Regions from separate parts of the Homo sapiens genome. Here region 1 is linked to region 2. A link is a contact called in ENCODE Hi-C data. All regions are on one chromosome and are shown on one strand. Each heading gives the region's core, a stretch centred on a gene start or an enhancer-like site at or near the end of the contact. The rest is flanking DNA. Distances are from core to core; before and after follow the strand shown. Region 1 overlaps TRD-AS1 (TRD antisense RNA 1). Region 2 holds the start of RPGRIP1 (RPGR interacting protein 1).

Region 1 (4,725 bases), core at 1,250-3,749, 1.1 Mb before region 2:
AGGTAGTTGTCTGGAATGTGGAGAACACTCCGCTGCCATTTTTCTTTCACTTTGGCATGATCACATGGTTTACCCTTTCTGTCTTTTCTTAGCCCTTGACTTCTAGGATATTGGAGGAAAGAGACAGAAGTACAGTATATCACTTTACCTGTCTGCACTATATGTGTGATGTTGGAAAAGTCACTTAATTTCTTCATTCATCAGTTTCTATGTCTTCAACCAAAGAGGTGGAGCCTGATGGTAATTGGTTTCTCATTGCTCTGACACTCTGAGTGTGCATATGTGGGGGTGGACGTCCTCCATACAGAAAGCAAAATGATGGTTTTGATGCTGAGAAATGGACTAGCTATGAACTCAAAGATTTTACATTGATTCTTACTACAGAGGTGGGTTATTGTTATTGTACCAGTTCTCTAATTTCAACGTACAGAGGCAGCTACACTGGCCTTCGTGGTTTTTTTCTGTGTCCTTATTTATGAACTTGGTGCATAAAACCCTTCTTCATTTCCTTAGATGACTGAGGCAGTTAATCCTTTATTGATCACTCACGATTATAACACAGGTGTTATGCAAACACAGTGAGGTCTTTATGCCCGAGGAGGCCTTCGCTGTGACAGAGCTTCTGACAACACACACTCAGGCTGTGTCTCCTTTGTACTGTCCCTGGGGCTGCTGACTTCCCTTCTCACTGCCTCTAAGTAAAACTTCTCACTCCTGTCAGGTGGCAGGTAAAGACAGAAACTGACTCTAGGGCCTACCTTAGGCCGTGTGATCCCAGCACACTCAGAGGTCCTGGAGGGTGAATCCCTAAAGCTGAGCTAGGGATGGTAAAGGCACTCCAGCCTTCTCCATAGTGGCTCCACAGTCCTCAGGTTTCTCTATGATTGGCTTTTTGGAGAAGCCAGAAAAGAAAAACCAAGAACCCCACTGAGGTGAACACATGATTGATTTCAGCTCCACAACTGAGTGAGACAGTTTTTGGGAGGCACATCAACCTGCAGGTATAGATGAGGCTGCAGGTTCTTTTCCGGGGCTGCTAGAGTGGAGTCATCTGGGGACCAGTGAGAGAAATGCATCACTCACTTTGTATTCTTATCCCTGTGGTTGGGGAAGAAACACTCACCAGTCCACAGAATGTGGTCACGTGACTAGGGAGAGACTCAAGGCAAAGGGCTCAAAATGCCATGCCCCATTTTCCGTTTGTCAATAATCAGTGCTGTCATCTTCCTGTTCATGTTGTAAGTTTTGATCTTTTCAGGACTGCTTCCTTGCCAAACCCTCGCGTCCACTCCCCAACACACTTTGTGCTAATTAATGGCATTTCATCGCTTGATTTTGAAAAATGAAAGTGTGAACTACTTGTGAAAGAGCTCTTAGCAAGATAAGAAAGAAAAAATGACTCCTTATCTCCCTAACCTACAGAAAAGCTGGTATGATTATGTCTTAAGAATGTGCATGAAAATGTTATTTCTAACAGAGGGAGTCCAGCAAACATCCACACTCCAAATACTGGGCTCCCTGCCTACACGCAGGCCTTTGCTGAAATGTCACCTTCTTATTGTATCCCTTCTTGACAACCTGATTTAAAATTGTAATTTCTGCAAGCCTGCTGACAACACTCTCTCTCTCCCCGCCTGTTTTACTCCTCTCCATGGCAATTATCTCCATCTGACATATATTTTACTTATTTTATTTTGTGTTTATTTCCACTGAAATATAAGCTCCTGAGATTCTGAGAGCTGTGCTTCCATTGTGTCTAGAAAAGCGTCTGGCACATATGAGGTACTTAATGAATTGTTACTGAGTGAATGCTGCTATATTCTATGAAAGCAACTTTAATTTCCAAAAGACTGTACTTTGGGTTTTTTTTCTTAATAATTTGTTGCCCTAGTAATATATTTAGACTGACATTTCTTTTCTGAAAGTTATAAATACTCATGCAATTTTGTCCTTAAGCCAGAAAGATAATTTAAACTTTCCCTATTCTCCCATATGCATGCAGGTAAAAAGAAAACTTATGACTGTTAGATTTCTTATTTAAACATGGAGTTTGAGAACCTGGCTTTATTTAAATTAATACAAGCAATTGCATGTTGGCTTGACTTCCTTTGCCCTGTCACTGGGTCTTTTTTCTATCAAGTCGAGCATGCTGGGTGGCACACTGTTCCACTGGCTGACTGTTGCCTTGGAGCCTTGCAGCATCCAGGGCACGCCTTCAGAGAATCCCTGCAGTGTTTCATGCACTGGAATGTACGCTGTTACCGCTCATAAACCTATGTGTTTGTGGATGTGTAAATTGCTAAAAAGCCCAAAAAGACCCAGTGGATTCTGTATTCTTGAAGAATACCAAAATCATTTGGTGGCAGTGGTGATAAAGTGAGAGGGAGTTAGGAATCGCCCCTTTGTTTAGGAAACTGTGTTATCGTGGCTTTTCATTGTGAAATAGCATGCCCCAGCCAGTCTGTTTGGAGAGAAGCGTTGCGAAATTCCTTTGTGAAATAAAACAGAAGTGTTTCGCTTTTTCTTTGACAGCCTCAGACTCAGGGCTGGGACCCTTGGGACTCAAAAGAGAGAAAAGGTGGAGAAAAGAGAAAGCTACTATTTTCTTCATTTTGCCCCTGCTAACATCCAATGCACTTAGGAGCCTCGATGTCTGCTCTCCAAGAGTAAGTTATTTGGTGTTCCAGAGTACTCTATAATCAACTCTTCAGAAAATCTTGTTACGGTCAGTAGCATTTTTTTAGTGGGTAGATGAGGCTTGGGGAGAACATCTCAGAAGGCAGAGTCCGCACCAGCCTTGTGCACCACTGTGTCCCTGGCATCCAGCTCAGTGCAGGGTACGTAGCACTCACTCATATGTATTTCATTCCCTCATTCATTTAATACATTTATTGAGTGTCTGTTATGGGCCAAAGTTATTCTAAGTGCTGGAGTTAAAGCAGTGAACAAAACAGACAAAAACTCATCTCTGCCATCAAGGACCTTGTATTCCAGTGGAGAGCCAGACAACAAAATATAAACAAGTAAAATATGTAGCATGCCAAATAGTGATAAATGCTGTGGAGAAAAATTAAGCAGATATGAGAGATGGTATTTACTGAAAGAATGAATAAAGTGCTCTGACAAAAAAAAAAGCTGTATAATCCTATCATTTCAATTAATATTTTAGGGTAATGTGTTGAATTGAAGAGTAGGAAAGGAGCTTTGATTCTGAGTTTGTTCACCTTGTCATTATGGAAAATTTATCATTGAATATGTATTGTTTAAGATACTGCAGTGGACTAAGACCCTAACTAAAGCAGAGACATTTAGTTAGAAATTAATTTCTATTCTTTACACGGTGGCTCCTGCACCTTCATCCACCGCAGTGTTTTCTGGTACCCGTGTGCTCACTTTTGAATGCAGAGAATTGTGGTTGTCAGATCTCAAGCCCCATTGCTGCCTCTGTATAAGTGATAAGTCGATGACAACGGAAGAGACAAACTTGCACACTTTGCTTGACAGCAAAGATATATGTGGGTGGTAAAGTCACCAACTCTATGGACCTGACAGAAACCCAGGGAATTTTTCTAGCTCTCATTATGCCGGCCTTGGACCCCTATGGTTTTCGCTCCAGGCAAGCCCCTGAAAAGGAGAGGAAAAGGCAGTGAATCCATGAGCACCCCGAGGATCTAAGGGAGTCCAACAAGAGACTACCTTTGACAAGCATCAGAAGGAGGGAATATGTGGGCCAGTCTCTCATGTTTCTCATGGTGTACCCTGGGAGAAAAGCTGCTGACCTAGGGGTGGTGCTCAGGAGTGTGAGTGGCAGTGGGCTGGGGAGTAGCTGTCTTCCTTCAGTCAGGGGAGTGAGCCATCTCGGGAGAACAACCTGGAAGCTGAAATTACAATTGGTGTTTTAAAGCAGGGGAGAGGAGGCAGGGGGAAGGAGTTGAAGACCTCCTACTATCCCTTCTTCTGGAAACTGGCCAAGGAGTCAAGAGCAATCTTTGCATGAGCAAAGATGACCAGACTTCACATACCTGTTCCCAGCCATCCTTTACATGAGATGTTGCTATAGGTAAGGTATTTCTTTAGGACATTCCGCAGCTCCCAGCCCAGTATCCCAGCCAGGACAATCAGGCTTCAAGTCAGATCCGGATCCTGGCTCTGCTTCTGTAAGCAAGCTGTCCAGCCTGTCTGAGTCTCAGTATCCTCACTTGCAAAACAGAAAGGATGATAATGACCTCACTGAGTTGTCATAGGATAAGTGAGTCCATACCTGTAAAGTGGCTGCATTTCGTTGGTGCTCAGTAATTTAGTTCACTTTCTTCTCAATTATTCTTCCTTGCAGTTTGCTTTTTCTTATAATAGGTAACATTTATTAAATAGCTACTATAAGCTATGCAATTTATTTACTTTCTATAATTATATATTTTATAACACAGTGAAGGTAGAACTCTTATTATCCCCATTTCACAGATGAAGAGATGCAGATGATTTTAGAAGACAGTGTGAAGCTTGTGTCAGGATCACAAAATCTCAGTTAGAAAACACTTGAGAGGTCATTTGGGACCATTGTTCTGTTGTCCCAGTTTTTTGACAGATGGTCACGGGAGTATCAATTGGAACAGGTTTGGTGGTGAGGGCACAGCCCCTGTTGTCCCTTGGTTCTGACACATCCTGAAGGTGGCTTTCTCTATGGGTCCCCCATCTCCCCAAATTACATGCTGTGTCCTCTGGTGC
Region 2 (4,297 bases), core at 719-3,218:
CAATCTCAGTTTACTGCAACCTCCGCTTCCCGGGTTCAAGCGATTCTCCTGTCTCAGCCTCCAGAGTAGCTGGGATTACAGGCACCTGCCACCATGCCCAGCTAATTTTTTGTATTTTTTAGTAGAGACAAGATTTCACAATTTTGGCCAGGCTGGTCTCGAACTCCGGACCTTGGGATCCGCCAGCCTCGGTCTCCCAACGTGCTGGGATTACAGGCATGAGCCACCCTGCCCAGACTTCTTTTTTTTCTTTTTTACACTCTGTATCACTGGGCAAGCATTTAAAATTTTGTAGCCAGTTCCCCTTACTCTGATTATTATTATTATTATTATTATTATTATTATTTATTTTTTTTTTTTTTGAGACAAGGTCTCACTCTGTTGCCCAGGCTGGAGTACAGCGGTATGCTCTCGCCTCACTGCAACCTCTGCCTCCAGGGTTCAAGCAATTCTCATGTCTCAGCCCCCCAGGCAGCTGCAATTACAGGCGCAAGCCGCCACGCCCAGCTAATTTTTCTATTCTTAGTAGAGACAGGGTTTTGCCATGTTGGCCAGACTGGTCTTGAACTCCTGATCTCAAGTGATCCACCCGCCTCAGCCTCCCAAAATGCTGAGATTACAGGTGTGAGCCAACACGCCTGGGCCAAGAGTAGATTTTTAAGTGTTCTCATCAAACACAAAAAATTGATGAGCATATGAGGTAATACATATTTTAATTAGCCCAAGATTGGGCAGGTGTGGTGGCTCACGCCCGTAATCCCAGCACTTTGGGAGGCCAAGGCGGGCAGATCACAAGATCAAGAGATCAAGACCATCCTGGCCGTGGCCAACATGGTAAAACCCTGTCTCTACTAAAAATGCAAAAATTAGCTGGGCATGGTGGTGCGCACCTGTAGTCCCAGCTACTCGGGAGGTTGAGGCAGGAGAATTGTTTGAACCCAGGAGGCAGAGGTTGCAGTGAGCCGAGATTGAGCCACTGCACTCCAGCCTCACGAGAGAGAGAGATTCTGTCTCAAAAAAAAAAAAAAGAAAAGCCCAAGGTAGCCATTTTCCACTCTCTCTATATATATATTTCAAAGCAACAAATTTTACACAATAAATATATACAATTTCAAATTGTCAATTAAAAATTAATTAATTTGAAAAGGAGTTTTATTCATTCTGCAGATAGTGGATACATTTCTGAGCAAAAGAGCAATATAATTAGAGCTATGGAAGAGCATTAGGAAGATTCATCTACTATTAGTGATTTGGAAATTGGGGAGAGAACAGTGTTAAGAGGATATTGCTATAGTTCAGGCAAGAAGTCTTGAACTAGGGAAGGAGGGGGGTGGGGGATGGAAGAATAGGATGGATCATGAAGACACTGAGGAAGGAGAATCAAAAGATGTGACAACTGGTTGGACGTGAGATAGAGTTAAGAGGGTGACAGGATTAAAGATGACTTGGTAATGTTGTGCTGGATGCCTGGGAGACTGGTGGTACAATAGAAAATGAATAAACCAGGCCAGGCGCGGTGGCTCATGCCAGTAATCCCAGCACTTTGGGAGGCCGAGGCGGGTGAATCACCTGAGGTCAGGAGTTCAAGACCAGCCTGGCAAACATGGTGAAACCCCGTCTCTACTAAAAACACAAAAATTAGCCGGGCAATGGTGGCGCATGCCTGTAGTCCCCAGCTACTTGGGAGGCTGAGGCAGGAGAATCGCTTGAACCTGGGAGGCAGAGGTTGCAGTGAGCAGAGATAGTGCCGGTGCACTCCAGCCTGGGCGACAGAGTAAGACTCTGTCTCAAAAAAAAAAAAAAAAAAAAGAATAAACTTATTTCATTCTTCTCAAAAACACCCCTAGGGAAGACATAGGAAACTATAAATATGCATCAGATAGAAACTTACAGTTCTTGCTTGCTCCAGATAGCTGTCGCTAATTCTTTTCTCTCAATGTTCTGGTGTCCTTTAGTACTCTAGGTTCCAATAAGCTTGTCCTTCTGGCTTGTTAAAAGAGGAGCTAATCCAGTTCTGTTTAGCTTTTAAGATGTTAACTCTTTGTAGATCAGAGTGTGTGAAGGCTGTGCTTTTTCTCTATGCATGTTTGACTTGGAGAAAGAGCAGCTTAAAGGGTCCTTAACAGATCCACTTCTCAACTAAAACTAAAGCTGAGAACACATTTGCGGGATTTGAGATTAAAAGAAATTTGTTGGTATTCAGAGGATGATCTTTAAATCTTTTATTTATTTATTTATTTATTTTGAGACAGAGTTTCACTCTTGTTGCCCAGGCTGGAGTGCAATGGCGCGATCTCGGCTCACCGCAACCTCTGCCTCCCAGGTTCAAGCAATTCTCCTGCCTCAGCCTCCCGAGTAGCTGGGATTACAGGCATGCACCACCACAGCCAGCTCACTTTGTATTTTTAGTAGAGATGGAGTTTCTCAATGTTGAGGCTGGTCTCGAACTCCTGACCTCAGGTGATCTGCCCGCCTTGGCCTCCCAAAGTGCTGGGATTACAGGCTTGAGCCACCGCGCCCGGCCGATATTCTTTAAATCTTTATCTGAAGGGCAACAACAGTGGGAGTTGTTCTGAAGCCCTGAGATCCCTTTGAAGAGAACAAACACTGCACCGTTGGTGGGATCAACATGCCTATTCAGTCCACATGTGCCAGTGCTTTCGAGTAAGAGAATGTATATCTTCCATTTCACCGTGACCACCGTTTTGAAACCAAACTTTGGGATGTAATTATGAAGCAATAGGATTTGATATAAGAAAATTAAATGTTCTTAAAAATTCTGCAAGGCTGGTCACTGCATTCATATTATATATTAAGTGGAATACGGTCTCAATTGTTACATAAAATCCTCTTTATTTATTTATTTATTTTGAGATGCAGTTTCGCTCTTGTTACCTAGGCAGGAGTGCAATGGTGCGATCTCGGCTCACTGCAACCTCTGCCTCCCGGGTTCAAGCAATTCTCCTGCCTCAGCCTCCTGAGTAGCTGGGATTACAGGCATGCGCCACCACGCCCAGCTAATTTTGTATTTTTACTAGAGACAAGGTTTCTCCATGTTGGTCAGGCTGGTCTCGAACTCCCGACCTCAGGTGATCCACCTACCTTGGCCTCCCAAAGTGCTGGGATTACAGGCCTGAGCCACCACGACTGGCCTAAATCCTCTCTTTAATGCACTGAATGGGTGCATTGAGAAAGCTCCATTCTGGTTATTGGCATGAGGTTCGGGGATTTCCAGGAGGATGAACACATAGTTAATGGGCCCCATGTGACTTCCTCTAAATCCCATGAAATAATAAAATAAAATAAAATAAAATAAAGCTAGGGAGACAATTAGGAAGTAGAGAAAGTATCCAGGACACATACATTTCCCAGTGAAGAGAGGAAAATTCAATATAATATTTTACCAGGTTTAAATGACAGATTTATAAAATTTAAAAGCTGGGCTTTTATGCACTTAAGGTTGCTTCTTGCCCAAGCTATTTCTTGATAAATCTGGGATTTTCTGTCCTTTTTTAAGATGCTCTAGCCAGAGACAGTGCAGGACAAAATTAATTTTGAAGTAAGCCAAGTTTGTGTTTGATAATCGTGTTCTCTTTTCTGAACCTCTGACTTTTGTTAATTTTTTTTTTTTTTTTTTTTTGAGACGGAGTTTTGCTCTTGTTGCCCAGGCTGGTGTGCAATGGCACAATCTTGGCTCACTGCAACCTCTGCCTCCCGGGTTCAAGAGATTCTCCTGCCTCAGTCTCCCTAGTGGCTGGGATTACAGGCACCCGCCACCACACCCAGCTAATTTTTTGTATTTTTAGTAGAGATGAGGTTTCACTATGTTGGCCTGGCTGGTCTTGACCTCCTGACCTCAGGTGATTCACCCGCCTTAGCCTCCCACAGTGCTGGTATTACAGGCGTGAGCCACCATTCCCGGCTGACTTTTGTTAATTTTTAAAACATCTCCTACCTCTTTCAGGCAACCAGTTTCCCTTAACATTCTCATTACATCTTGGAGTGAATTTACGTGATACTTTTTCCACTAGGCTTAATGTACTTCTCAATGTAGACAGTAAGACTTTGTTCTGTGTTAAAGAAATTTCAGGCCGGGCACGGTGGCTCACACCTGCAATCCCAGCACTTTGGGAGGCTGAGGTGGGTGGATCACCTGAGGTCAAGAATTCGAGACCAGCCTGACCAACATGGTGAAATCCCATCTCTACTAAAAATACAAACATTAGCTGGGCGTGGTGGCAGGCACCTGTAATCCCAGCTACTCACCAGGCTGAGGCAGTGAGAATCACTTGAACCC

Evidence for each region. Hi-C counts contacts between places; a loop is a spot of excess contacts on that map.
Region 1: a map of aorta shows a loop between it and region 2 (10-fold over the local background). The contact joins the enhancer-like site here to the promoter of RPGRIP1 in region 2. A Hi-C loop is called at or near these places in 1 of 168 maps with a recorded cell type or tissue (aorta).

Annotation. Positions count from the first base shown.
Region 1 is chr14:22,425,630-22,430,354 of GRCh38, reverse strand. All of the region lies in intron 2 of TRD-AS1 (TRD antisense RNA 1), which reads left to right. It also overlaps TRA and TRD. Among named protein-coding and RNA genes, the nearest start is that of TRD-AS1, 55 kb to the left of the region's middle. Within about 2 kb of position 2,499, at least 8 of the 41 ENCODE cell types and tissues checked have a DNase peak (open chromatin) inside an H3K27ac peak, as active enhancers do.
Region 2 is chr14:21,277,754-21,282,050 of GRCh38, reverse strand. RPGRIP1 (RPGR interacting protein 1) reads right to left here and starts at 1,968. Exons shown (of 25, transcript NM_020366.4): 1 at 1,892-1,968.